Regions from separate parts of the Homo sapiens genome. Here region 2 is linked to region 1. The links are chromatin loops, found by intact Hi-C in ENCODE. Cell type or tissue: PC-3. All regions are shown on one strand. Links, peaks and the distances in the headings refer to the core of each region. The heading gives the core; the rest is flanking DNA. Region 1 overlaps GALNT5 (polypeptide N-acetylgalactosaminyltransferase 5). Region 2 has its middle 9.9 kb from the start of GALNT5.

Region 1 (14,442 bases), core at 6,443-14,442:
GTTTTGAAAAGAATTAGAGTCATGCATCATTTAATAACACAAATACATTCTGAGAAATGTGTCATTAGGCAATTTCATCATTGTGTGAATATCAGAGTGTACTTACACAAACCTAGATGGTGTAGGTAGCCTACTACACACCTAGGCTATATGGAATCCCTGTTGCTCCTAGGTTACAAACTTGTGCATGTTACTGTATTGAACACTGTAGGCTATTGTAACATCATGGTGAGTATTTGTGTGTCTAAACATAGAAAAGCACACTAAAGATACCATATTATTAATATAATCTTTTGGGACCAATGTCAAATATGTGGTTCATTGTTGACTAAAACATCATTATGTGTCATATAACTGTATCTCATTTCCTAGTCATTCTCTTACTCATCTGCAGTTTTCAATTATATGAAGAAAACATCTTAAATATGTTACAAATGTGCAGAAATAGTTCTTTTTCCCATTCTTAGTTATAGTTTTGCTTTTACGTAACTCATTGGGAGTCAAAATTAAATGTTAAACTAGGAGTCAGAATGAAAGATACCTAGTTTCACAATCATCTCAACTGAACAAAAGTTTAAATTTAAAAAAAGAAAAAACATATTAACAAGAATATAGTATGGTTGTCCTCCAGGGACCCAATCCCAGCAAAGAATTGTGTATCTCTTTCTAAGGAATTCTGTGAAGCAGATTTGTTCGGGCCAGTGACCTGAGGCATTAGAATGAGCCCTGTCTCTGGAAACCTGAATTCTAATCTTGATTCTTTGACTAACTTGCCTGGGTTTTAAGATTTTTAGGTAATTTATCCTCTCAGCATCAGTTTTCTTACCAAAATGAATGCAAAGGCTATCCTGATTTCTAAGGTGTCTTCTGGTATGCCAAAGTATTGGTATGCTTAAGATTAGAGGCTTTATTTGGATGAAATCAGTATTTAACTTTTCCCAAATTTGTCAGTGTTCTCACTGGGTTCACACTGAGGGCTTTACTCTTTTTTCCTTCATAGAGATACTAGATCCCCTTCTTTCTTTGGCCAAGTCCAGCGGAATTTTTTCTTAACTCTCTTCCTAAGACTTGTTTACCTCATTCCTTTCCCCTTTCATGATGTTTCCTTCACTTCATTTTCCCTTTGAAATATTTTAGAACCCATTTTTCGCATATTTCATCCCTGTGAATGCTACTATATCTAAAGTAGTATTTTATTATTTTTATATAAAAGAAACTTTCAGCAGCTCTATTTCTGCTTTACTCATTTCAACTCCTCTTACTTGGCCCTGCACTAGAGTGCATTCAATGCTTAAATGCATTTTTGATTACTACAGTGTGTTATAATCCAGCCTTTTTTCATTGCCTTAAAAAAAATCCACATGAATCTAGGAAGTTATTGGTATCATAAATCTTTAAAACTGTAGTTTTAAAAGCACAAAATGAACTGAAATAGTGTTCATACCTAGAATTAAATAAGCATTTGAAGGCCTCTTCTTCCTCACTTAAATTTTTTTCCACTGATTCAGATTGGGAAAAACCATTATGTAATTTAGATCAAAATGCTGCCATCAAGCAGGGTTACCAGCAGTAGATCAATACTATTTCAAACTGTTAGGTAAGCATGCATGTAGTCTGGAGGGATTTCACAAACGTGACAGCTGTGGGCATCTGAGGTCTTCTAGCCATAAGAACTCAAGAAATTTTTGTTTGATGAAAAAATCCCCAAATAAAGGACTAAGTTAAGTTCTCATTGATCATTCCTACTTGTGGGCCAGAAGAGCTGATTATTACCAAACATAGTCATTGGGAATATCCTCATGCTTTCTCAAGTCCTTCTGTCTTCATTTCCAGTTACCTGTTAGCTTTCACAGGGAAATTTGCATGATGAGGTCTAGCATAGGGTGGAAAGCAGGCAATTCAAAGGCCACCCAGTTCCGAAGAAGGACTTCAGTCCAATGTTGGACTGTTTTCCTGAGTCATCTTTTGGTATTCCAAATATTGTGATTTATAAAAAATCTTCCATTCAAATGTTATTAAAATTGAAAATTTAAACTACCGCTGAGAAATATAGTTTCCAAGTTCAGTGTTATTTTCACAGTATTTAATGGGTTTACTATATAAAAACATCAGTTACACTTCAGGCTTCATAATATTTTTCAAATTTCCACTTTTGATATGGCTTCACTGGGTCACAGGCAGCTACTTTCAGGATCTTTTGAGAAAAATTTCCTTCCAAGCATAATAATTGCTGATTGTTTTCAAAAACAATGTGATTCACCTGGAGAGAAAGAAGAGCTGGGAATGAGCCACAGGCTGAATTTGATAACTGCAATATGAAGAAATGAAAATCAATTAAAAAAATGGACAGGCAGTTATATTTTTGATTTTTAAGAATTCTTCTGAACTAAATTATTAACATAAACACAGACTTTGAAAAGTATTAAATTTGTCTCTGTCTCAGACTAAGTAATCATCCTCCACCAAGCTATAAGACTTTTAAGTCCTCAGGAGGCAAAAGAAAAATTTCTTGATGATATGGCTGAGAACTATACTCTTTAAAGAGAAAACATTACAGATGACATTTATTGGATTTGATAGATGATAACTACTTCATTGATGGTAAAGAAAGAATACATACCGTAACAAAAAGTTAATTAATTTTTAAAGTAGGTGTCTTTGTGAGTTTGGATTACAAAATTCTGGAAGTGATGTATTTTATTTATGAGCTCCTTACCATAATCTCTGACAATTCATAATAACTGATGTCCAAAATCCAGATTAGGAAAAAGTCAACAGCATTAAAGAAAGTTATATTATTGCTTAATATTTAGTGAATATCCTAGAAATGGTAGATAAATTAGATAGACCTTACTAATGGCTTATATATTTTTTCATCTATAAATTTTCTTAATTACGTATGACTATGACAAAGACAATCTTAATTACACATGTTGTTTTTAAACTTTAAAAAGTTATCAAACAGGGGTGACTTTCATAATAATTTATTTTAAAGATTGCTGCTACAAAAGTATTGTCACCCTTGCAGGATTTTGGAAATACGATGCTTGAGTATTGTCAAGGATTTGTAAGGAAGTCTCATTTTATACTTCTCTTGTTGTTTAAGACTTACATATAATGGGAGACCTAGTAGCAATAGCATGAAAACTACTGAAAAACTGAAAAAAGAAGAAAGCTGATCACCAAGCTATTCATCTCCAGGACATTTGGTAACATCAAAAGGGAAACCCAAGACAGAAGGCAGCTGTGTAAAATGTTCCAAAGTCATAGGTACAAACAAGGTAGGGAAAAGGCTTTCTAATTTTTGCTATCTTAACTAAATTACCTCCTTTACCAAATCAGCTTACCGCTTAAGAGAAACTGCTATGCTTGAACTCTTTCCCAAGATTCAATTCTGGAGATGAAGAATGTGTTTTAGTTCTCGTTCTTATTCATATTCTCTCTCTCTCACTCTCTCTCTCTCTCCTTACCACATCCCCCCCTTTCTCCTTCCCTCCCTCCTGACTTTGGCACAGGGAGAAGGTAAGATGTAAGTTATTCACTACACTGCATGTTTATGGATTTCCTAACACTATGCAAAATAAAATTAGTGGCATATATGCTAATAATTCCTAATCTTTCTGAATAACTCAATAATAACCATTATTACTAAAGAGAAAAAACTGTTCAGAAAGAATTGAAATACAACAGAGAAGATCTAATGGGAGAAATGTTGGAGAATACATTACTCAGGCCCCAGTTTTGGCTCTGAGCAGGAAGAAAAATGTTGAGAAAAGAATAGTCATTGTGTTGTTAAAAGGAACGGAGGCACCTAAAGGAAGCAAAGGTGCTTACTTTGGGGATAGCCCAGGACAAACTGAGAGTCTCCAAATACCCAAATATTTACTGTAGACAGTAGATTTGGTGGCTACCTGCTGGAGAGATTGTAGAAAATTTAAGAAGGCAATTCTGAGACTATTCTCGCCAATCCCAAGCTCCTACACCAAGGCTTATGACTCCGTATTCTGTTAAAATGTAATTGGGACAAATGGAGAGGACTTTGAGAATGAATACAGTAGACCAGGAATGTTCTGGTAAATGGAACAACTGGACCTTCAGAAAAGTATCCCTGATCCAGTAACATCTTCCAATTTCTGTGGTATAAATACTCCCAATATGGCCAGTTTCCAGCTACCAATGTGGTATGATTAAATGCAAAGCTGGCAAGGGTGTGCACAAGTGGCTCCAGCGAGCTGGTGAGAGTTGGCTCCAGCAGACCCTTAGAAGCCCCGGTTTCTGGGTACCACAGGGGATGGGAAGAGTCTCTTATGGAAAGGGGGCAGAATGAGGAACCAGATTCACTCTAAAGTGCAGGACTTGTAGGAGACATGCTGCTTCCTGTGTTGCCCATATCCTCTCCTTATAAGCATTACTGATGACCAGTGGGGACCAGTTCTAGCCTTTAAGCCTGACTTTCGGTGTTGTTGATTGACTGAAGCAAATGATAGCAATGCAACTAGAAGAACTTGGTGATTTCTATTTAAAATAACTCATTTGAAATAAATTTTGAAAAATAAAAAAAAAAGGACTTGTCAACTTTCGAAAGATATCCATGCATCTCTGTGAATGAACTTTTACATAATCCCATGGTCACAAACACACAAAACTTCTGACTGAGGAAGGTGACAATGAGAATTTTATGTCCTATTTGATCAAAAGTCAAATTTGTGGTAAAGAAGAGGTACCAATCTTTTGCTTACCAGTTCTGGATGAAAGACTGATGTTGATTTATGCAGCCATTTTAGCCCTTTGTTTCTGTTATCACAAGGGTGCAGCCTTACGGCTCCTTTATCAGGGATGGGGGCTATACACCATTCTCCACATTTAATAAGTCTTAACCAGGTGTAATTAAATTGTTGAAGCTGTGGGGGAAATGAATAAAGAGGTCACTTCAGGCAGCAAACACAGGCAGGGGCTTTGTCAAACATTTTTGTTAGCAACAGTTAAGAATATAGGAACTATGATCTGACATTTTATATTCAAGTCCTGGTATTATCATTTGTAATTCTGATAGTATGGGCATATTATTTACCCTGTCTAATCTTATTTTTCTAATTATTTTTAAGTTGGATAGCGATTGTATCTATCTCAGAGGGTTGGGGTAATGACTGTCAAGTGTTTAGCACACAATAAGCCTTCAATAAATGTTAGTTACAATAATAAAAATTATTCAGTGCAATTAATTCTGTCTGCATATGGATGTCATTTCAGTGTTCTGAATCCCGACAAGCCTGGTGCTTAAAGAATTGGAATGTTCAGTCTACCACATGATTAAGGTTCTAAGCCACGGGTGGCTACAGGGAGATACCAGTCATAGCCCTAAATTTCTTGGGTGGAGATTTTATGCTTCCTTGTATAAAACCATCATAAAGGCTTTGTCCGATTGTAGGAAAGGTGGAAGTCCTTCTTTGCTACTAGCATGAGGAATCATCAGGTTGCTACCAGGTTGGCATCCCCCAGTTCATAGAAACTGCTCTTGGAGAAATTGCCAGTGTCTAAAATAAGTACCAATTCAGGTAATGAAACCATGTTTTTAATTCTGAAACATTTTTCTTCAGTTGTTTACAACCTACTATTGTCTACCCGGTCAATTTACTCTAATGCTCTGGGTCTGTGGGAAATTTATCGTTTTGTACTAATATAAACATATTTGAAAAAAATAGGCTTCTGGTAAAATCTATCTAAATGCCTTTACCTAATGAATCATTTGTATTGTAAGTGAAGTTTAACTTTGATTATCAGGTTAGATCAAAGTCATTGTGTTGGACCTTGCCATTGGAAGGGTGGTCCTTGGACCAACATCCGCATCAGCTGGGAGCTACTTAGAAGTGCGGAGTCTCAGCCACATCACCGACCTACTGATTCAGAATCTGCAGTGTAACAAACTCCCCAGGTGATTCACGTGAACATTAACATGTAGGAAGCATGGAAGTATGGCATAATATAAGGAAGTTATGTGCTACTAAGAGAAGCTAGATATTACCTTGAAAAAATACGTTTCAACTGCTTTAAAGGTTAATAACTAAGGAAACTTTTTAGGTAAGGTAAGGGATAGAGCTTGATGATTCAATCTAAGGGTCTTATTCTTTCTGAGCCTTTTTGGATGAATGTTGTAGTCACTGGCTTGGTATTAAGCCTCATTAATTCTGCTGAAAATGAGTTAACTTCCTCCACATTTCTTTACTTTTTATTACCCAAGCAAACCACAAGAGGCAGAAGCTAAAAATGAGCAACAAAGACTAAAAGGGAGCTGGGGCTTTGTGGAAGTCGAAGCCTGCATAATTTATACTTTTGCCTCTCAGCATCCAATTGAGAAAGACTCAATGGTCATCAAGAATAGAATTTGGGTTTTCAGATAAAATGCTGGTTACTCTGGCACAAAAACTCCCTGCTATGATGATTCCTAAAAAAAAAAAAATGCATTATTTAATACTTTCCTTTCATATAATGTGAAATAATTGTGGTTTTGTTTTTACAATTTATGACTTTATTTCCTCTTTGTTAGTAAGTGAAATTTATTTCTTTTAATGAGTTTTAACACTTCTTCACTTCCCTTTGACTCCTTTCTTTCCTAATTAAAAAAGAGTGGCCTTGGCTTCAGGTTTACAATTCACAGCTAAATATAGCAACAGAGATACCTTTTCTTCTAGTAGTAGCTCTGAGTTAAGAGGTAGAGATGGGATGCACCAAAAAATATAAACAGTATCTTGAAGTCAAAGCAAAGATGTAAGACTTAACAAGCCTAGATTACCATTGCAAAATAATCTCTGTACCAAAGAACAATCTGCAATTTTGGGAACTGATTTCTATTCATGAATCCATTTTCCTCTGAGTCCTATTTGCCACTCAAACCAATAACTGTTTCCACAAACACAGAACTGTTAAGGAATGTATGTTAGAGAGGGAAGTGTAATCACTCAGAGCTCACCTCCAGCACTGTGGAAGGAGTCTCTATTCCCTGCTTCCTGGCCCGACTCCCTCTACTAACCATTGCGCTCTGAGTTTGGGGAGTTTTCCTATAGGAGTTTCTACCATGGATCATGGATTTGGTTATTTCCATTACTCCCTTAAAATGCGGGAAAATGAGGGGAAAGAAGAATGGAATCAGACAATAAGACTGCTTCCTTAGAATGATTATTTAGAAATATGTTGTCTCTTTAGTATCTTTATCTATGTTATGCATTTTTTACATTTTTATCTTTATTATTATTACAGCAAACATTTACAGAGCAGTAAGCATTAGGTATTGTTCTACATGCTTCATATGTATTACCTAACTCCAGCCTCACACCAGTTCTAAAAGTAGGCATGATTATCACTACCATTTACCCAAAGGTTAAGGAATCTGCAGACGTTAACACGCTTTTGCAAATGATGGTGCCAGGACTGGATTCATTCTGGACCCAGTGAGTTGACTGCAGGACCCACACCTTTATTCCCTTAGTCACTGTCTTTGTGTTTAGTGGTGGACTCTCTTTTTACAAAGAAATTTAGAAAATTATTTTTCTGTTGGGCAAAGATGAATTTCTCAGTTGAGCAATGAATGTGTCATACCCTGCACCTATCAGCTACCATGAGATAGAAAACAGTTTAGCATACCTCTTTGCTCCCATCGCAGTCTTCCAGAATGACTGTAGTGTTTTCAATGGAAATGCATTTACCCAAAGCCACATTAATAAGCTAAAAAGCAAAATACGAAACAGGAATTACAAAATATTTTAAAGTAAAACAAGACATTCAGACACATTTAGAAAATACAGAATATAAAACTATAATAAGGTTAAAAGTTAATAGCTTAGCATTACTTAGCACTATCCAGTTTTATTGGTTGCTATCTCTAACAGAGACATAATGTAATCTTGTAATAGTACAGCTTCAATCTGTTAATTTTGGCCTGTGATCAGCCATAGAGCCAACACACAGAAGCTTTTAATTAACCCTTGCCTGGAATGCTAAATAACAAATGAGCAAAGGTGGCAAGAAAAGTAATTATTTTCTTGTCTTAAGTTTATCTAATGCATATACTAAAAGTCAATGCACCTATAAGAGTTATGAGCTATGTTCCCTGACTGACCCCTTCAAGCCTTTTGACTGCTTAAGCACTGAATCATAGATAAATTGAGTCCTTCAAAGAACAGCAGATTCCAGCTGATTCCCTGTCAGAATCTTCTTAATGACCCAAGCAAGCTACAATTCATTATAGGAAAGTCACGAAAGCTAATACAGAGCCAAGCATAAAGGCACTTTCTGGCAGGCCCCCAGGTTTTTAATGGATTTACAGGGTCAAATATGGAGGTAGCTTTCTTTAAGTCACCATTTAATGCAGAAAAATGTTGATTTCCTTTCCCCCTTTGACATCCTGGGCAGGGCTAACAAGATGATGGGTTAACAGTGCAACTTAGGGTTTTCAGATTTCTCGAACAGCTGTGCAGAGCCGAATCTATAGGACATGTCCTGGGAAAGCCTCCTGAGCTGGGAGGAGCTGAAGTCTTTGTTGCCAGGGACACTATTTGTGTCCTTCCTGTTCTATGATGCCTAACAAAGAGCTCTAACTCAGGGTGCTGCACTGATGCAGACTGGATGCTCACAGAATTGCCAGACTTCATAAAAGGGGGCTCAGTACATTGGTCCTCAATTTTACATGCTTAGCTTAGTGAACAAGAAAGTAAGGGACATCTTCAGGGATCAGAATATGCGGAAAAAATTAAAGGCTACAGGGAAACTTGCAAAGGTTGGCAAGAAAGACTTGTTCCCTCATATGGATGGAAGAAAAACAGAGGTATGTGTAAACCAAAAATCTGGAATTCAGGTCTTCCACATAACAGCGGAAAAACAGATCTTCAGTTGAATGCTGCACTGGGAAAAACAATTTGCCCATTAGCAAAGGGAGAAAACAAGGAAGCTGGATTGTCCCTGAGAATCTGAAACTTTACACCAGGCTTCATTTGGATTTGAGATGAATATTTACACCACCTGCCTTGGATAGGAACCATCACAGACTTTCAAGGCATAGAAACAAACATTAAAAATAGTACCAGGTTGTTAATTACTTCTGAGGTGCCTGGCACAGGCAGAAACAAAGCAACTATGGAAGGATGGAATCTCTATCAAAAATCCTCAGAGAAAGCTCTATTAGCAATTTAAAATGACAAATATGGGAGGAGACAGCTCACTGTTAGTAAATGTGGGCATCACAAGGCACAGAAGGATTCAATGCCCCCACAGTCCCACCCCTGAACTTCAGAGAGGAAGGTGAATAGAAAGACATGAAGGTAGAATAATCTCGGGGCTTAAAGGAAGGAAAGCATGCTGCAATTGCTCTCTGTACTGAAGCAGAGATAAATATTATGTAAGCTCCTGTATTTGTGGATCATGCAGAAATATTCTATCTTCAAACAAATTTGGAAAATTCTGGTTTCCACAGAGCCGAACAGGTGGTTCTACTCCAGAACTTCTCAAAATCTTCAGGGTGTTAATGTTCAGCTTGCTGTCAGAATGTTGTACAAATGTTTCTCAAATGTGCTTGACCATGGAACCCTGAGACAGCACAAGTAACATTGGTCAGGACAGTGTTTGGGAACCCCCTGTTTAACTATTTGTGTCTATTTTGTATAATCCTTCCAAGAACCGAAAAGCATTGGAAGGAAAGATAAAACTTTTCTGTCCCTTACATGTCCCTCCCTCATTTGACCTGAAGATTTTTTTTTCCTTTTTCTTAGAAATTACTGAGGAAACTATTTAATTGAGGTTTTTGCCATGGAAGGTACTTTTACACCAACCTAATACTTTTCTTCATATAGACATCATCTCTGAAGTGTTTTGGAATTGTTATTCTTCATTTCATTATTAGTTGTTTTCAGAATTTTCCTTTTTATTTAAAAATAATTGATCCATGTTTTTACTGTAAACCATTTTAATCTTTAAAAAAAATAGGCAGTGTATGAATTTTAAATTATCCATGTTGTATTATTTCATTTTCCAATTTAGGAAGTAGACATTCCGCACAATTTATGACAGAATTGTTAAACATTAGGCTATTTGCCAGCGGTTTAATCCAGTGTAAAAATACATTATTGGTGAGATTCTTTCATTAGCTTCAAATGTTGTCGTTTCAATAAGAAAATATTTCTTCTTATTACAAAAAACCAAAACTTTCACTGGATTTAAATTTCTGCTTGTGGAGGTTGAAAAAAGGGAAACGGAGCTATAGACTGTTTGCCAGCAGTTTAATCCAGTGAAAAATACATTATTGGTGAGATTATTAGCTTCAAATATTGTTGGTTCGATAAGAAAATGTTTGTTCTTATTACAAAACACAAAACTTTCACTGGATCTAAATTCCGTAGTGGAGGTTGAAAGAAGGGAAACGAAGCAAGTAACAAAAAGAAGTTGTGGAGTTTATTTTCTTGGAACTTTCCACGATTGTCTATCTAAAATAATGATCTACTTAATTTGTTGTAAATTACCTGGAGAAAGGTCCTAATTTTTTAAAAATGTTAATAACGCTCCCTGCTGGTTTGCTTCAGAAGGGAGCAAACTACATCTTCACTGAAATTTGTTTAAGGAAGACAACAAAGGAAAATAGAAGGAATTTGTTAAAATCACTTTTTAAAATACTTGGTGCATTTTGATATAGTATAGCGGAGGCATCAGCAGAAGGCTGTTTCATTAGGAGAGCTCTCCAGAAATTTCATAGGAACTCACTCAGGTTAGCGCAACAGCGGAGCCCAAAGGTAGTTTTCTAGTGCCCTCTGGTGGTTAAAGCTTATTATTACTCTGACTGAGATTCTGCGTTGCTGGAATGGGAAATATTAGAATAGTGGAAATTCCTTTCTTTTTTTTTTTTCTGCTCAGCGGTTGAAATTAAAAATTGTAAATTTATTTTACAGTTATATTTGACATGTTGTTATTTGAACAGTGTATATAAATCCAAAATGTCTGATAAGTTACCAGGTTGAGCCACTTAAAGTAGCTGCCATTCTATTTGGACCCATAAAAATGGCAATTTTATAATACAGTGCGTTATCTAAAAACAGGTCACATAAACTTATTTATCAGTTGAATTTTGTAAAAAACAGAACCATTTTTTTAAGACTAGTTTCTTGTCTTTCATAGCTTTCCTGGATTTCCCGAATACTTTCAAGGGGGAATATTATAGTAAGTTTTTGCTATCAGGAGATTTTCCAGACAGAAAGCATGGTATAATCCACTCTCAAGAAGAACTGAAAAAATTTGGCCTAAAAGGGCGGGATAACTAATGGTCACATTTTTAAAGAATTTCTTGGATGAAGAAAAAGGAAGCTGAAATAAAACAAAAACACTGGGGTTAGTTATAAGTCAAATTAAATTAGAAATAAAAGATTAGAAATAAGCATGACTGTCTAAGAACCCCAGCTGAAGGCTTGACTAATCATATCTAAACCCACGTGTCTTACCATCCTCTTCAAATGCAGCTTCACTCCTAGAAGGGGTTTGAAATGGCTTTTCCCCAGCTTCTCCTCTTTCTTGATGTTTTCTCAGCCTTGTACTCTGGCTACCTTATCTGGCTTAGCTTCTTCCCTTTGGATACCATCCTTCATGCCCTGGAATGTTATCTGCTATTCTCTGATATTTTCTGTTATTTTAAGTTCCTCTTTGAAATCTTTACAAACCCCAATTAAATCTTATCACCCCCTTGCTTAACTCTGCTCAATAACTTCCCACTGCTTTCAGAAGAAAGAAGGAAGCAAGGCAGGAAAGAAGGAAGGAAAGAAATAAAATCCTTACTTTGCTTACAAGGACCTGTGTGATCTGGCTCCTTCCTTCCTCTTCACCTTCATCTGGTGCCATTCTTCCCTCCTTCACACCCTGACAACATTCGTCTTCTTTCCAGTGCTTGGATGGAGAACACTCACCTGTCTTAGGGCTTTACGTGACCTTTACCCTCTGCCTAGCACTCTTCTTTAGAGCTTGGCTGACTGACACTTAGTGTTTTAGGCCTGAGTTACAAAGTCTCCTTCTCAGAGAGGATTTCTCAGCCACTCTAACTGAGGAGTCATCAACTGTGGCCTGTTCCCTAAATGAGAGCTATTATATTTTGTATTTACACTTGACTTGCTTATTTGTTTATAATCTTTCTTCTCTACCCAAATTAAGCTCCACAAGGAAGGAACCAAGTCTACTTCATTCATCACCCTGTAATCCAAGTCTGAAATACTCCCAGATCTACGGATACTCAATAGATATCTGTTGAGTTAATCAATGAACATGACCACTTGGTAGCCTTCCTCAAGTTTACCTATATTTAATTCTCAGCCATGCTTTGTCCCATCTTTGCTCATACTTGGTGTTTATTTATAATGTAATTACTCATTCTTTCCACACATTTTTGAAAGAGATTTTGTGTTTTGTTTTTATGGAGTAAGATTTTAAATTGCCACTTGAACTTACCACACCACTAGCTCTCACAATGGGAGCCCTTAAGTCAGGAAAGACATTCTCCAAGTACCATTTGAAACTTTTGCACTTCAGTTTCTTTCGCAGCTCCCTTTGCTGGGTGAGGTTGCCAACATCTAGCCCTTGGTCGATGAGGTGGTCTCCGTGGCCATAGAACAGCTCCTTATACTCATCCAGCCAGACCTCGGCAACCCGCACCAAGTTCCGCTCCACTGTCTTCATCCGGTCTTTGGGGAAGGAATATGGATTGTCATTTCTGAATATATGGCCCACTCGGGAGCAGGGAATGATCTCAATTTCACCACCACACATCCACACCTGGAAGAATTTGATGATAAGCATCAATTATCAAATGATTATCCACAAATCATCGGCACTTAACAATGACAAGAAACCACCTTGTTTCCCCCTACCTGAAGTAATACTCAACTTCAAAAACACTTTTGCAATAGAAAATCAAACTCAACAGGCTTATTTAATTTTGTGTATTGCTGTGGATCATTTTAGGATTAGTAAAATGTAATTTTTTCTTTCCTAACTTTCAATGTAAGTTTTTTTTAATTTGTAAATAAATCTTCACAGAATCCCATTTTGTAAAACATGAGTTCTTGTTTTGATTGAATCAGGGAAAGAAGTATAGATGTCCATTTGTTCACGTTCCTCTACTCTCATTTTTGGGAAGAACCAAAAGGCTTGTGGAACACAACTCAAAACCATCCTTCATGATCAGCAGCTCCAAAATTACACCCTTTTACATACATACAGAACACCCACCCAATAGGAAAGCAATTACTTTTTGGACACTCTCTACTACTGCTGTTGCCAAGGCTTTCTCAGAAGTTAATCAATGATTGTATAATAGATTGTATAAAGTGCCCAAAGGAGCTGTACTATAAGGCACACCTGACCTGTTGGTGACCTGCTTTAGAGGTATTTTAATGTACTTCTGTCATTTGTGTTCTCTAAGATGATCCATTACAGATTGAGTCTATTCCTTCCAACATTCTAGACAGATGTTCCAGGAGAGTTATTTTGTAGCACGTATGACTCCCACAGCATTTACTCTGAGTGGCAGAAAGTCATTTCCCCCATATTTATAAGCAGAAATGGTGTTGTGAAATATTAGGGAATGCTAATAAATTTTATGACAGCAATTGATTCTTCCAAATTCAATCTGAGATATGAAAAAATTAATCCAGAGACCCTAAAATTTCTGTGAAATTTCCTCTCAGTGGCAGTCACATACCTGATTATGGTAGTAAAATCAAACCATTTAAAATTGATTAACTCATTATCGTAAAGAAAAGTTGGGAAACACCTGGTAATACCTTGAATGAGAGCTCCATATTTTCCCCACCCCAAACATCAAGGCCAGGGTCGTATGTTCCAAGTTCAAAAAAGTAACTTTTGTCAATAGAAAACAATCCACCAGCCATGACAGGGCACCTACAAAAAGAAAAGTTTGTTTTTTAAACTTGCATCTCATGAAAGCTCGACTTTTAGAGTTGTTCCTCTGTACATCTGTACGGGAGGTAGGAGGCTTTTCAGAATAGCTACCTGATGCAGGGAAGCCCTGGGATGGAGTCACAAATAGGGCTTAAGTGATGCGATCCCTGGATCATGGTGGCAGAGCTAGATTAGGTTCAGCAAAGATGCATCCTGGAACTAGTATTATTTGTCCTTTATACTGTGACACAAACTGTCCAGGAATGTTATTTTTAACACTTATTCAGGGCTAAGGGAGTATCAGGCACTATTGTAAGTATTATATATATATTCCAGCCCAGACTTCACAAAAAATCTTGTGTGTGCAATTATTAAGAATCTGCAACACTGGATGTGAGGGCGATCTGGCTGCAACATCTGTCAGCCCATTGATTGCCAGGGTTGATTCGGCTGATCTAGCTGGCTAGGCGGCTGTCTCCTTCCCCCCTCACCGCTCCATGTGCGTCCCTCCCGAAAGCTGCG
Region 2 (15,341 bases), core at 4,999-12,998, 57 kb after region 1:
AACCTTAGAGAGGTAAAGCAACTTCTGGTAGAGATTGGAGGGGTTGGGTCTTGAATACACGACTGTAGTCCGTGTGCTTCAATATCACACAATACTGCTCTCTAGCTGTATGATCTTGCAGGCTAGTTAATTTTATGTGGTTACTGAGCAATAAAAAAAAATTCTGCTTTGCAGATTAATGTGAGAATATTTAAAAATGGTTAAAGTTATTGTTATATTGAAGGTACTCTTTAAATGTTAGCCATTCATATTGTTGCTAATACTTTGCTGTAATAGGAGTGTCGGATGCATGTGGGAGGCAATGTACCAGCTCTTCCCAAAAAAACAAGTAGAAAACTAGTGACTAACATGATTCTGGCAATGGGGAAGAAACAAATCTGAGTATTTTATTTTATTCTTGCCATTCTTATTTCCTCTAATTATAGATTTAACAAGACCATTGTTCACTGAGAACTCCCTACATGCCCAAAACATGAAGTAGGTGACATTGTCTCTGCCCCTAACAACCTTAAAACTCCCCTCAGTAGAACGCCACCAGTATAATAATAATAATAATAAAAAAAGAACGCCACCAGCAAAAAACATAGCACACATCTTTAGCATCCACATTCGAAAATAAAGTGAGAATTTTTTTTAGCATCATGGATAAATGGTTTGCATTACAATATTGTTTTAAACATGAAAATAGAATACTTTAAAATTATTTTACTCTGCATGATTCAATCTTGTCCAGCCACCATCCCACCCCAAATGGCAGTTGGAATTACTCAAATGTCTTTTAGGAAAGTCAACACTTGTTATATTCTATGCTTGGCAGTTTAAAACACTGCTTGAAATATATTCTTGTTTCCATATAAATTTTATCAAAGAGTACTGATTTCTTTTTATCCCTCTCTGGTTTGTCCTTGCGAATCAAAACACAAATTACTTGCAACAGGAGAGCAACATGTTAAGAAAATTAAAAGGGAATCTTGGCTTATCTATCATGGGTAAAGCAACACATTAACTCTGGCTTAGTCTTCGGTCTATTTGACATACAATTCAGAATGAAATGTGAAGAGTGGGTAGGAGAGTAAGGAAACATTGATTAAATATCCTAGAAATGGAGGAGTAGATTTGTTGTCAGACCTGGTCTAAAGTACTGACTTGGCCACTAATAGCCATATGACTATGGATGTGTCACACATGGAAAAGCTTGTGTAAGGTTCTCTTCCCAGCCTCTTCTTGGTCTTTTCCCTTGTGAGTTTATGATAATCTGTGATGATGGTAGAAGTTGGTTATAAGCCATACCACTAATTCAACACTATGTGTCTTCAGGCACTCAGTAATAATTTCTGTGGCCCTCATAGCTGTACATCTTTCTCCTTTTTTTTCTCTTTTCCGACACACATGCTGTTTCACATCTCAGATCAATGAATTGCATAGGTAAAAGGAATAGAAAAAAAAGGATATTAGGAAATTCTACCTTTTCATCAACACACATATTGCCCAACACATGACATTTGTATATTGGTAAATGACGGTGCTTCTAAAATTTTAGTTGTATTAATTTCCATGTTACCAGCAGGAAACTAAATACGTAAGTGGGTTGGTTATTTGAGGTACCCCACAGTTAGGGAGCCTGGCTTGTCATCCCAAGTCGTAGAATGCAGGTACCTTTGGCTGGTCAAATTTCTCAAGAATCTGTACATACTTAGTTGGAGATGATATCCATCTGAAAATCTGGAGTTACGAATTATCCTTGGGAGACATTTGGAGGGGTTATTCCAATTATCAGTCTGACTCCAGCTTGTACTAAACATTTAAAAACAGATTTTAGTTTCTTCTTCTGTAAAACGAGCATAATAGTAGGAGGACTTGCCCTCTACTCTATTTGGTTGTTGTCAGGATAATCATATTAATAGCAACCTTTCATTGGGAATTTACTGAGGGCCTACCACTAGTCACTTCACGGTATCTCATTTAATCCTCAACATTTAATTTTCTCAGACTAGATCAAAAACTGTTCAGCAAAACAGATCTGCATAAAGTTAGAGTGAAAAGTATATTTGTGTTATATTCTCATGGCAAATGTCTTTGAATCATCCTCATTGTTAATCAAGTAGGAGCTCAGTAAACACTGTTTTATATCTAGCCTTAAATCTCCCTGATGGAAGTACAGAATCTTAGAAACACCGGTTCCAGCTCTCTGGCTTTGCATCTACAGTTACTTTATCTGGGTATTTGAAGATTTCTTGACTATGTGAGTATATCCTAAGTAACTAATATCTGTTTTATTTTATGATATTTACTCAACTACTCACTCCTAAGTAAAAAGAAAGATGTAAAAGGAAAATTAATTTAAATGTATATTTTACAGAGAATAATGATTATCCATGGATGCATCACTGAATTTCTTTTTCCCCAGTTTTACTGAGCTATAATTGACTAATAAAATGATACATATATTAAATATTTAAGGTGTACAACATGACTTTGGATAGCCTTATACATTGTGGTATGATTGCCTCAATGCAGCTGATCTCCATTATCTCACATAATTATCTTTTTTTGTGTGTGGTGAGAACATTTAAGATCTACTCTCTTAGCAAGTTTCAAGTATACAATATATTATTATCAACTATGGTCATCAGGCTGTACATTAGCTCTCCAGAACTTACTAATCCTGCGTAACTGAAACTTTGTATTCTTTGACCAATACCTTCCAACTTTCTCCATCCCCCAACCCGCAGTAACCACCATTCTACTCTCTACTTCTATGAGTTCAATTTTTTAGCTTCCGCATATGAATGAGATCATGCAGTATTTGTCTTTCTATGCCTGGCTTATTTCACTTAGTGTAACGTCCTCCAGGTTCATCCACAGTGTTGCAAATGATAGGATTTTCTTCTTTTTTGAGGCAAAATAACATTCTTGTGTGTGTGTGTGTGTGTGTGTGTGTGTGTGTGTGTGATATATATGTATGTATGTTGCACTTTCTTTATTCATTCATCTGTTGATGGACACTTAGGTGAATTCCATATCTAGGCTATTATGCGTAATGGTGCAACGAACATGAGACTGCAGCTATCTCTTCAAGGTGCTGATTTAATTTCCTCTGGATATATAGCCAGAAGTGTGATTGCTGGGTCATATGGTAATTCTATTTTTTAGTTTTTTTGAGGAAACTCCACACTGTTTTCGATAATGGTTGTACTAATTTACATTCCCACCATCAGTGTACAAGTGTTCCCCTTTCTCCATATCCTTACCAACACTTGTTATCTTATATCTTTTTCATCATAGCCATTCCAAAATGTATGAGGTGATATCTTATTGTGGTTTTGATTTGCACTTCCTTACTGATTAGTGATGTTAAGCATTTTAAAAATATGCCTGTTGGCCATTTGTATGTCTTCTTTTGAAAAAGGTCTACTCATTTTTTTTCCCTATTTTTAAATCCAGTTGCTTTCTTGATATTGAGTTGAGCTCTTTGTCAATCAGTAGGAGCGCAATAAACATGGTTATATATTTGAGATATTAACTCCTTATTGGATGTATGGTTTGCAAATATAGTCTGTCATCCATAGGTTGTCTTTTCACTCTGTTGATTGTTTTCTTGGCTGTGCAGAAACTTTTTAGTTTCCTGCAGTGTCATTTGTCTATTTTTGTTTTTGTTATCTGTGCTTTCGGAGTTCCAAATAATCACCACTCAGACCAATGTCAAGATTTTTCCCTGTGTTTACTTTCAGTAGTTTTACACTTTTAGGTCTTCTGTTTAGGTCTTTAATCAACATTGAGTTGATTTTAAACCACAAAGAAATTAAGCAAACAAGCCTATTTACAATAGCATAAAAGTACTTAGGAATAAATATTTTTTAACCAAGGAGATGAAAGCATTTTTAACTAAGAAGGTGAAATCTCTGTGTACTGAAAACTATAAAATATTGATGAAAGAAATGGAAGACATAAACAAATGGAAATATATACTGTGTTCACAGATTGAAATAATTAGTATTCTTAAAATGTTCATACAAACCAAAGTCATCTATAAATTCAATAAAATGTCTATCAAAATTCTGGCGTTTTTCACAGACATAGAAAAAAAATCCTAAAATTTGTATGGAACCATAAAAGATATCGAATAGTCAAAAAAATCTTGAGAAAGAAGAAGCTAGAGGCATCATAGTACCTGACTTCAAAAATATGCTACCAAGTTATAGCAATCAAAATAGTATACTACTGTCTTGAGACAAGCCTGGGCAACATTATGAGACCCCCATCTCTACAAAAAATAAAAAAATTAGCAGGGCATCGTGGTGCACCTCTATGGTCCTAGCTACTTGGGAGGCAGAGGTGGGAGGATAGCTTGAGCTCAAGAGGTCGAGGTTGCAGTGAACCGAGTTTGTACTGCTGTTCTCCAGGTTGGGTGACAGAGCAAGACTCTGTGTCAATAAAAAGTATATGATACTGCCATAAAATCAGCCACATAGACCAATGGCACAGAACAGAGAGCCCGGAAATAAATCCACAAGTTTACAATCAGTTGTTCTTTGACAAAACAGCCAAGAATGCATAAAGTGGAAAAGGTAGTTTATTCAATAAATGGTGTTGGAAAAATTGGATATCCACATGGATAATTAATTTCAACTCATTGCGACTTCAGACAATACAGGATGAAGATACTAATTAGAAAATTTAAATGGGAAAACCAAGTAAATACTAATTACTGTTTTTTTCGGATTTTAATGTGATTTTTTTCTTTCCAAATTCTCTCTTTCTCTTTTTTAGAGAAGAGACAAGTTGTAATCAACTGGATAATAACATCCTGTGAAACAAATCCATAAAAGGAAAGAAAAGTTTTAAAATCATATACTAAAAGGCAGGCATTATTGCAATATCAACAGGTAGAGTAAAAATACAAATGGAAATATTATTCCATTTTAACTAATTCTTCCAATGAAGATGAATAGTTACAACTTCTGGCAGTCATTAAACATTGGTGTATGTCTCTTTTTAAATAAAATTTGGAAGCTGACTAACAAATGACCTTATTTCCTAAGACCAAGAGAATCAGTATACCCTTTACACATTTGTTCTTGAAAAGGGTTGCCTGTATTAGTGATAAATCATAATTGGTTAAGCCTAAGTTTAAAAAAACAAGAACCCTATTATTGAAAGACAATTTATTGTGTTTAGACCTCAGTTTTCATTGATTTTTGAGTAGTGAGGCTAAGCCAACATTTGTGCTATACTACTTTACAGGTCCCTAGCCAATTTTTACTTAAAAAATATTTTAGTTTAATTAGGAAAAATTTAATAAATTTAAAAGCAAAACATTAATTGAGTATCTTCCTTGGACAAAGAACTGTGCTAGTCATTAAAATGGAGAAAGTGAGCAGGTTCCTGAAGGACATATTGTCAATGAGCCCAAAACTGGCAACTCATAATCTTAATTAACTGAGTTATTAGTATTGGTTAATTATAGCTTTGGGGATAAAAAGAGAAAATAGCTCAGGGTGGCTCTGTAAGAACTTCAGTAACTTAAACAGGAATGGTAGGGGGAAAATGATAGTTTGAGAGAAAAGAAAAGTTCAAATTTAAATATGTTGTATTTGAAATAAATGAAGATTTTGTAACTAGGTGCATATTTAAAAAATATTTATGGAGTACCGACCACATACTAGACTAGGCCCTGTGCTAAGCTTTGGGAAAATAAAGAAGCCAAAGCCCATAATTTAGTGTAGTTGTTTTCATTTATATGTGTGTCCATCAAACATTTCATGAGGAAGTGTTGTTAAAATATAGACTCTGACGTTCTCCCCTCAGAGATTTCAAGGTTGGTTGTAGGGCCTAGCAATCTGGATTTTAACTGGAGTAGATAATGATTCTGATAGAGTTGGACCACCAACCATACATTGAGGCTCACAGGTTCAGCAGCAGAAGCATATTAATATTAAAATAAGAAAACTGGAATAGCTTATTTGGAGGGGTGTTTGGAAAGGTGTCCTGGGGGTGATGACTGAGTGTGAATTCCTCTTATGAATAGGGAGAGGGTAATTTAGGAAAAGCAGTCTATGCAGAGGTAAAAGCAGGCTCAAAACATTGAGGGAGGAAGGCATGAGAATAATATGAATGGATAATTAAGATTTGTTTGATAGTACTAGATTTTACAGTAGATTGGCAAGCAACGAGGTAAAGATTGTTGGCTGAGCTTCTGTTGTATTTGTTCAAGATTTTGGATTTTTACTGTTCAAGGGCTAGAAGCTTTTTAAAGTTGGAGTGTGATACTCTCAGGGTTTTGGATAGAGAGCGGGTGGGTGTATGAAGAATAAATTGGTAGTAAGCAAGCTGCAGGCTGGGAGACCAATTAACATAAGTGCTACATATTTATTGCCCTTCTTTTGAACAGTCTAATCACACATGGAATAAAATCTGAACTTTAATTGTACATGTTAGTCTATTTAAGATATTTTTCTAGATCAAGAGGGAAGACTGGAAGAGGGATCATTTCTACTAATAGAGTGGGTCTTCATTAAAGACACAGTCTCTTAAAGTGCACGTAAGGCACAAATATACAAGCTATGCCCTCTGTTTCTAAACCTAAGGTGTGTTTAACTTTTAAGAAACTGCCAAAATGTCCCCAAAGTGCTTGTATCATTTCATATTCCCACTGACACTTCCCCACATTTTCAGTAACACTTAACTTTTTAATTGTAGTCATTTTTGTGGGTATATAGTGGTATCTATTTGTGTTTTAATTTACATTTCCCTAATGACTAACAATTTTGAGCAGATTTTTCTGTGCTTATTTGCCAACTGTCTACATTCTTTGGTGAATTACGTCTTCAAATTTTTGATCCATTTGTTAATGGATTGGTTTTCTTATCATTTAGGGACATGAAGAAACCTTTAAGGATGGAGGTGTGTCTACTGTCTTCATCCTGGTGATGCTTTCATAGGTATGGACACAATATCAAAATGTATTCAATTGTACACCCTAGAAATGTGCACTTTATTGTGTATATATTATACCTAAATAAAGCTGTTTTTTAAAAAACAAAAACCTAAGGAAAGAATAAGGACAATTCCTGGACCAAAAAACGAGTGCAGTGTTTTAGTTTCTTACTATTCCAAGCAGGAAAAAAGTGGACGATGCCATTATTACAGCTTGTAGATCCTCAAGAAATGAGGTCCCTACTTCTTTGGTCCTAAGAAGGAGCTGCAGTTCTGGTCTCCACAAGGTCAGTGCAGACTCTCTGGTTTGTGCAGTGCTGCCTTAGGCTGTTAAAGAGAGCAGGCCATTGTGTGCTCCCTGGATGGGCCCAGCCAGATGCCCTTCTTACTCTGTTCCCCAGGTGCAAAGTACCCATCAATGCTTTTAAAACGTTTAAATGGAAGCCACTCTCAAAATTAGAGTTCGTCCCATTGCCTCTACATTCAAATTGTTATGTTATCATTGAGTTGTATAACATTTAAAATGAAGGCCTATAGGCTTCAATTACAGTATTGTTTGAAGAAAATCTTTATAAAATATGATATTTTTGGAGCAGAGTTGGGTAGGAGCTCCAGACTCCAGGTCTAGAGTCAAGATTGTGCCAGGGGTTCTTTCTACGAATGACGGTGAGGGCTTTGATACTATAAAGAGAGTGGATACGGCCTAATCAGATAAAAGTGTGTCACCAGAGGAGACAAGAAATGAGTTTACAAATACAGGCTTATAATTTAATTGTAAAAAAAGATTAGAGACACCTTTTGTTTTGAAATTGTTCCAGTTCCAGGACAGATAAAAATGAGTGGAAGAAAGCAAAGTTCAGAGTTCGGGCCTGGTGACTTCTGATTTTCTCAGAGAAGTACGAGATAGACTAATGGTGAACAGTGAAGAGTTGAGGGTGAGTGATGTCAAAAGACAACACTGTAACAAATTTAGTTTAAAGATTTAACAGGAATTGGGGCAGTATCTCCTCCACAAATTTAGAAAAGGTGCTCTGATGGGCATGGTAGAACAGTTCGTTTTTATAGGACAGTCTAAGCAGGACCAAACATATAGCATAATACAAAAAGCAGATGGGTTACCATCAGGTTACTTCAGGTTACTTTCCTTGCAGGGTTAAAAGGATGTTTCCTGACTCTACCAGCTAAAACTGGCCTGTTTGGATACTTGGCAATGGTCTTTCTCTCCTGATTTCCTGAAAGGTGAAATAAGCAACTTTTTTAGTTTGGTACCAAGGAACTTTAGCACGAGTGATTCCATTTTGATTTGGTCGGTTGGGGCCTAGTTCAGGAGCTCAGTCCAACTCAATGACTTCCTATAAATTTTATTTAACAGTGGGTAGGGGTTGGATGCACTTGGTAAAGTTTGGAATCAGCTGTTAAGAGGAGAAAGAAATGTGCTACCTCAGAACAAGAGTAAGGACTTCTCAGAGAGCTTCGAGAGTCCTGCTGGCATTTTAACCAATGCCTCTAAGCAAGGAGAAAACACAATGAGTGACAGTAGAACAAAGAAGGCATGTGGACACTCCCACAGCATTCCTGAGACAGAGTGATAAAAGGTGACAGGGAAGCAGATATGGAGTAATGATTTCTGACAAACGTGGAAAGAAGGGGATATCATGAAAGGATTTTAGAAAGTGGAATTGCCGTATCTAAAAGCATTAGGAGAAATTCTACAGGCGAGAATAAAAAGAAGGCACTAGAGATTTTTGTTGTTGATTTTATTTGTAGAAAGAGACATTCTTTAACAACTGCAGGCATGTTAGGACTTTGCCCTTTGAAAATCTATTAGTAATGATATAAAAATCCTTCCGTGGTCTCTTTTGGCAGAAACTGAATTAAATCTTCAGCTGCTCTCTGAATCACTCATTTAAAAGTTTCAGTGATTCATATGCAAAGCTTGAGTTAAGAGAACAAAGACCTGAGCGAGTTTCTGTAGGGCTCGGCCTAAGCAAAGTTGTCACGCAGAACAACATGAGTGCTGGGTCCCCTACCCTTGGCCCTGACAACCTCCATCCGAGCAGCAACCCCTATCCAACTTACTGCTGCCCTGCAGCCTCCCAGGTGCTGCCCTGGGAATGCCCTCAGAACGGGTCCTGTCCTCTGATCCTGACTCTCCTTCCTCTTCTCATCCATCCCCCTGAAATGATCCTGTCCTCTTTATGGCCTCCATTATAGCAAAGAAAAGAGAAGGAAGAAGAGAGGAGTAGAAAAAGAAGTCTTGTGGGAGGAGCAGACAGCAGGTGCTATGTAGGGCATTTGAGGGCTCTTTTCATGTGCTGTGAAGAAGTGGGATGAAATGAAAATCTTTTTGAAAAAGCTGGAAGCTGTTTCAGATCTCCCCCTGCCCTGCTCCCCACCAATTCAATTCCTGCTCCCAGGGGAAAGTGCAAAATAACTTTCTGTGGAATGAAATGATGACAATGACTTTGGATCCAATAATGTTATCATAACCTGGAAATAACCTTTCCATCTGAGGCTTGCAAAGGCAGTGAAGTGTGAAACTCAGACTACAGTTAGAGAAACGAAAGAGACTTGAACTCAGGACCCTTTGGACATTTCCTTCAATATCAAAGAAAAGTTTTTATTTCTCTCCTCTGAAAATAGGGTAGGAAATGGGTAAGTGATAAACAGAGAAAAAGGCAGAAGCAATACCTAATTAGAAATCAAACTAAGAGAGGAAAAGAAAAATGGGTTCAGATTAATGTCAGGTTTGGTTATTCCAGGATCTCAACTTCGTTGCTGTTATCACATACTTTCAGAGGCATTCAGGTCTTGTGATGCCGTGTGCTTGAGTGTTTTTCTTACTCTTGGAAGCTGAGGATTAATACTCAGGGCTGGGCACACAGGAGAAAAGGGTTTGTTAAGCATCCACTCCTGGTTAAGCTAAAAAATGTACATAGAACTTGAAAGCACCCAACTCAGTTCCAGAGGGATGAAATAAACCTAAAAATAGGTGAGCTCTGGTTGTATTGGGGCTGGCCTGAAAACACACAAGAAAGGAGCACTTGAAAGAGAAGGAAAGAGGAGCAATGTGCATATTTTACATGGATATACACATTTGTGTCTACATATTTATATACAAATGTACAAACTCCATGTGTGCTTCGTTTGTGTGTGCATATTCATATTTATACATATGTATATATGTAGAGTTCACAGAGCATACCCACACAAATACACACCAGAGGTGCTGACTTTGAGCTCTGTAAGAAAAAATTTACTACTCGGGAAGAAATGAAACAGGCCTTTTGAGGACATTGGCCATACACTACCAGGTATACTACCTTTTGGAGGGCAGATCATATGTTTTGCATATGTTTATTTTGGGTAGGAGGAGACTCAGGAGCAACATAATAACCACTTCAAAATTTTAGAGGAATATCCTGTGGAAGAAGGGTTTAACTCATTCCGTATGGTTCCAGAAGAGAGAACTGAGACTGGAGCATAGCAGATTTCTGTTCTAAATGAGAATGACTTTCTAACAATTAGTACTAAACAAAAGACACGTGTATTTCTTCTAAAAGTAGTTAACGATATGCCTGCTCTTGTAAATGACATGTGGCAGAGGATGAATGGCCATCTGTCACAGAAACGGTAGGGGGTATTCTTCCATTAGGTGGGGGTTTGGACTACAGCATTAGCTGGACCAGCTCCATTCTGAAATTCAGTGGTTCTCTGAAATACATAAATGAGTTTTGAGGCAAGGCAAGTCAGATAATGGTTTTGATTTACTGATTGCTTTTACTTCATTCAGTGACTTAGGAGCAGAAAACTCCTATCTCAATAGTTCCTATAGATATCTATTTTTTTGCCTTCTGTTTGATTTCTATTCTTCCTCCTTTTCTCTTTACCTTTAATTTTTGTGTTTCTATTATCTTTTCCTTTTCTTTTCTTCTTCCTCCCCATGCCCTCTAGATATAAGGATGGAGTAAAGGCAATGTTTGTCAAGAAAGCAACAAGGAAGAAAAAAGAATAGAGAAAGGAAAACTTTGAACTCAGTTAACTTTTAATTTTCACTTCAAATTTTGGCTGTGTGTGAGTATGTGAATGCATGTATGTATACTGGATTGTGTATGTGTTTGTGTGTGTGTGGAGGGGTGGGATAGAAACAGAGAGAATGTGTGAGTAGGTGAATAGACCCTCAGATGTTTGGAAATGCTGGAAGTTAGGTACCACTTCTTGTTGTCACGATGCCTAGTGGGTGCTAGTAGTAATTAATGGCAAAAGGGGAGGAATGCTCTATGTCCTGCAATATGCATGTCAGTGCCATCCAATCATGTATTATACTACCCTACATAACAGGGCCCCATTGAGGAACACTAGGGAAAGGCTGTGGAGACAGACTGTCTGGGTTTGAATCCTGGTTCTGCCATTTTTAGCTTTGGGATCTTGGATAAATACTTTAAGCTTTTTGGGTGTTTGTTTTCTCTTCTGTAATATGAAGGGTAATAAGAACACCAACCTCACATTACTGTCAGAATTAAATGAATTAGTATGAGTCAAGTGCTTAGAAAAGCACAGACACATAAAACACATTCAACAGTGTCATCTATGATTTTAATTTTTCTGAAATGGCTGGAAATGGACTACTTGGACTCATCTTATGTGCTGAGTGTATGAAAGTCTCTACATGCTTTAACTGATTTTTTAGGGAACTAGATAGTAATGAACCAGTACTTAAGAAAGTGCAGCTTATGGACCCCTTGATGTTGTGAAGCTTTTGTGATATCACATGAACACACGTAAGCTTTGGCAGATAAAATTAATTTGCCTTGTTCTTTTTGTCTTCCTCACACATAAGCAAACATATAGTCATATACCACATAACTATACTTTGGTGAGGAACAGACCTCATATATGACGATGGTCCCATAAAATTATAATGAAGCTGAAAGATTTCTATTGCCTGGTGATATTACAGCCATCTTAACTTCACAGCTCAATGCATTACTCATGTGTTTGTGGGGATGCTGGTGTAAACAAACCTACTGTGCTGCCAGTCATATAAAATTGTAGCACATGTAATTATGTACAGTACATAATACTTGATAATGATAATAAGTGATTATGTTTCTGGTTTATGTATTCACTGTAGTAAAGTTATATTTACTATAATTTATTATCATATTTACTATACTATAGTTTTTATCATCATTTTAGAGTGTACTTCTACTCATTAACAAAAGTTAACTATAAAACAGTCTCAGGTGGGTCCTTCAGGAGGAATTCCAGAAGAAGTCATTGTTATCATAGGAGATAAAAGCTTCATGTGTGTTCTTGTCCCTGAAGACCTTCCTCTGGGTTAAGACGTGGTTGTGGAGGATGGTGATATGGATGATCCTGGCTCTGTGTAAGCCTAGGCTCATGTGTGTGTTGTGTCTTAGTTTTTAACAAAATGTTTGTAAAGTAAAACAAAAAATTTTGAAAATAGAAACAAGACTTTAGAATAAGTATATAAAGAAAGAAAATATTTTTGTACAGCTGTACAATGTGTTTATGTTTTAAGCTAAGTGTTATTACAAAAAGTTCAAAAAGTTAAAAAATTTAAAAACTAATAAAGTTAAAAAGTTATAGTAAGCTAAGGTTAATTATTGAAGAAATTTTAAAATGAATTTGGCATAGCCTAAGTGTACAGTGTCTACAAAGTCTATAGTAGTGTACAGCAACAGCTTAGGTCTCCATATTCACTCATAATTCACTCACTTACTGGCACAGAACAACTTCCAGTCCTGCAAGCTCCATTCCTGGCAAGTGCCCCATGCAGGTATACCATTTTTTATCTTTTATACAATTTTTTTTGTGGTATCATTTCGATTTTAGATATATTTAGATACACAAATACTTATCATTGTATTACAATTGCCTACAATTTTCAGTATAGTTACATATTGTATAGGATTGTAGCCTAGGAGCAATAGGCTATGCCATATAGCCTAGGTGTGTAGTAGGCTATACCATCTAAGTTCATGTAAATACACTGTATGATATTCACCCAATGACAAAATTACCTAAAGATGCATTCCTCAGGACATATCTCTGTTGTTAAATGACACATGATTATATACCCAACCGTTCCCCTAATCTACATACACACACACACAGACACACAGACAGATGCATTTGTAATAATAAAATGTAAGTCCTAGGATTTTTGTCACATGTATTTGCTTAATAAGTAGGCACAATACATGCATTTACAATATGTGGGAGGCTGTGGAATTTTGAAAAAGTTTTTTCTTTAATTCCTTGGGCTTGATAAGGTTCAAGCTTCATACAACGGACCATTCTTAATCCTACATTGATACTGAATATTATTTTATCTTTTAAAAGATTGATTTAATAAGCATTTCAAGATTTTGCCACAATCCAAGTACATAATCACAGACTGTAATGATCATTCTGTCATAAGTCAGTTCTAAAAGGCACATCTGATTAAATGGAATCTGTTAAAACATTGTAATGCCATAGAAATTGCTTTTATAAAAAATCACCAACATTAGCTTGTTTGCTTTTCATTTTTAATTTATTTTATGAAAACAGAGTTAAGATTCTTCATAATAGTGTGTGCTTTGTATGGTGAAGAGTATTTCCAATTGATTTTGTCCCATCTGTTTAAATGCTTTCTCTTTCCCATTTGACCAACTCATTTGGAGGGAAATGCAAGTACATATGCAACATGTGGACAGAACCATATGATTCCCCCATGATATGATTATTAAATTTTTCTACTAATACATATTGAGAAGTGTTAAACCTTTTCCTGCCATTCGTGGATACATTCGTTGATGAACATCTGGCTCATGTAACCTGCATATGCTGGATGCCATAAATTACATGGAAAGGCAGGAGACATCTCACAGTTTTTTAAAATATGTATACTCATGCATTTTTCACTATTTGTTCTAAGGATTAAAGTACTTCATATGGGTCAAGTGCTTAGAAAAGCTCAGATGCATAAGGCATATTCAGCAAATGTCAGCTATGATTTTGATTTTCCTGAAATGACTGGGAATGGGATATTGGGATTCATATTACATGTTGAGTATCTCAGAGTTTCTATGTGTCTTAATAAGTTTTTAGGGAACTAGAATTAGCACTGAAAAGTCCCATGGAGAAGAAGGAGATACAACTTATTTACCCTTTTTCCGTTTGCCCCAAGAATACTTGCTGGCGAGCTTGTGGCTGCAGCGTTTACCCTAAGACAACTTTGCATTGAAATATCTCACTTTACTTATTGTTTTTGCATCATTCTAATGTATCAATTTTGGACACAAAAGACATCATTCTATTTACAGCATTCTGTTTTTAGTAGTGGTATTTCCATTTACAAAATATAGTAATTTTTGATTGCTGAAAATGTCAAATCCTAGAAAACGTAGCATTCCTATGTGTGATGTTAACATTGTTCACGAACGGTTGTTGGCCGAAGATTCATTTGATGAATCTGAGTTTTCTGAAATAGATGATTCTGATGATTCAGACGATTCTGATGTTAGTTCTGTTTAGAAATAACTCCAAGAACAGTTTTTATATTTTAGTTTCACATTGAAAATCAGTCAGATTTGCTTCAGCCTCAAAGAGCATGTTTATGTAAAATTAAATGAGCGCTGGCAGAGAGCAGCACTTTTTTGTTTCTAAACAGGAAGAGGGTTAAAATATGAGTGCTCAACTTACCACCTCACTGCAGGATTTGGGGACAGGGAATACATTGGTACTCTGTATTTTCTACTCAATTTTGCCGTGAACCTAAAAATTCTCTAAAAAGTACAGTTTATTAAGGACTCAGAAATATACTATTGGGATTATAAAATAATAATCATAATAATATCTGAGAAAGTCAGGGTCCATAAAAACAAACTTTAAATTACAGCCTTTCTCTCATTTATACCCCCACCCACAACACCAATAGGTGGGTTACCAGAATTCGACTTTACGAAGAATTTCATTTATCGATTTGTGTTTGTTTGCCTTTGAGGTAGCTCAACCTAGAAAACAAAGCTGACAGTCCTTTGTGGCAGTGTGATTGGCCTACTCAGGCTACTACTAACTTGCCTAAAGTGCTCCTGTTACATTAGTTTATACAGTAATGATCTGGGTTATTTTCTTTTGATCTGCGTTATTTTCTCTTGCCTTAATTCTTTTGTGTTTTGTGTATTAAAGATTTAATCACATAAAAAATATGAGTACCCACCACTCATTTATTCCTTGTTAGCAAAGACACAAAAGCATTGAATAGAGAACCACATTTGTAAAAAGTTCTGTACAGGAAGGTAGTCTGGTGTAATAAAAAGTAGAGTTTGAGACCACCAAATCTCAAACTCAAATCTCAACCCCATTATTTTCTTGTGATGTGACTAAGGCACCCC

The links. Hi-C counts contacts between places; a loop is a spot of excess contacts. Peaks named below come from ENCODE experiments on the same cell type or tissue, not always from the same donor. Only the 100,000 strongest peaks of a DNase experiment are listed, where the experiment ranks them.
Region 2: it touches region 1 in a loop (6-fold over the local background); 2 of 110 quality-filtered maps call a loop at or near these places.

Annotation. Positions count from the first base shown.
Region 1 is chr2:157,299,026-157,313,467 of GRCh38, reverse strand. It overlaps GALNT5 (polypeptide N-acetylgalactosaminyltransferase 5), which reads right to left. Exons shown (of 10, transcript NM_014568.3): 6 at 13,803-13,920; 7 at 12,469-12,792; 8 at 7,639-7,719; 9 at 4,740-4,901; 10 at 1-2,260. The coding sequence ends at 2,120. It also overlaps the pseudogene RN7SKP281. Among named protein-coding and RNA genes, the nearest start is that of ERMN, 20 kb to the left of the region's middle. RefSeq lists a silencer at 10,779-10,858. In PC-3, for the core only: CTCF peaks have their summits at 10,585 and 10,784 (motif pointing left); DNase peaks (open chromatin) are centred at 8,197 and 10,757.
Region 2 is chr2:157,240,103-157,255,443 of GRCh38, reverse strand. No RefSeq gene overlaps it. Among named protein-coding and RNA genes, the nearest start is that of GALNT5, 9.9 kb to the left of the region's middle. RefSeq lists a silencer at 8,820-8,909 and an enhancer at 8,284-9,483. In PC-3, for the core only: no CTCF peak of the experiment used is centred there; DNase peaks (open chromatin) are centred at 8,493 and 8,843; H3K4me3 peaks cover 654 bases; H3K27ac peaks cover 3,234 bases.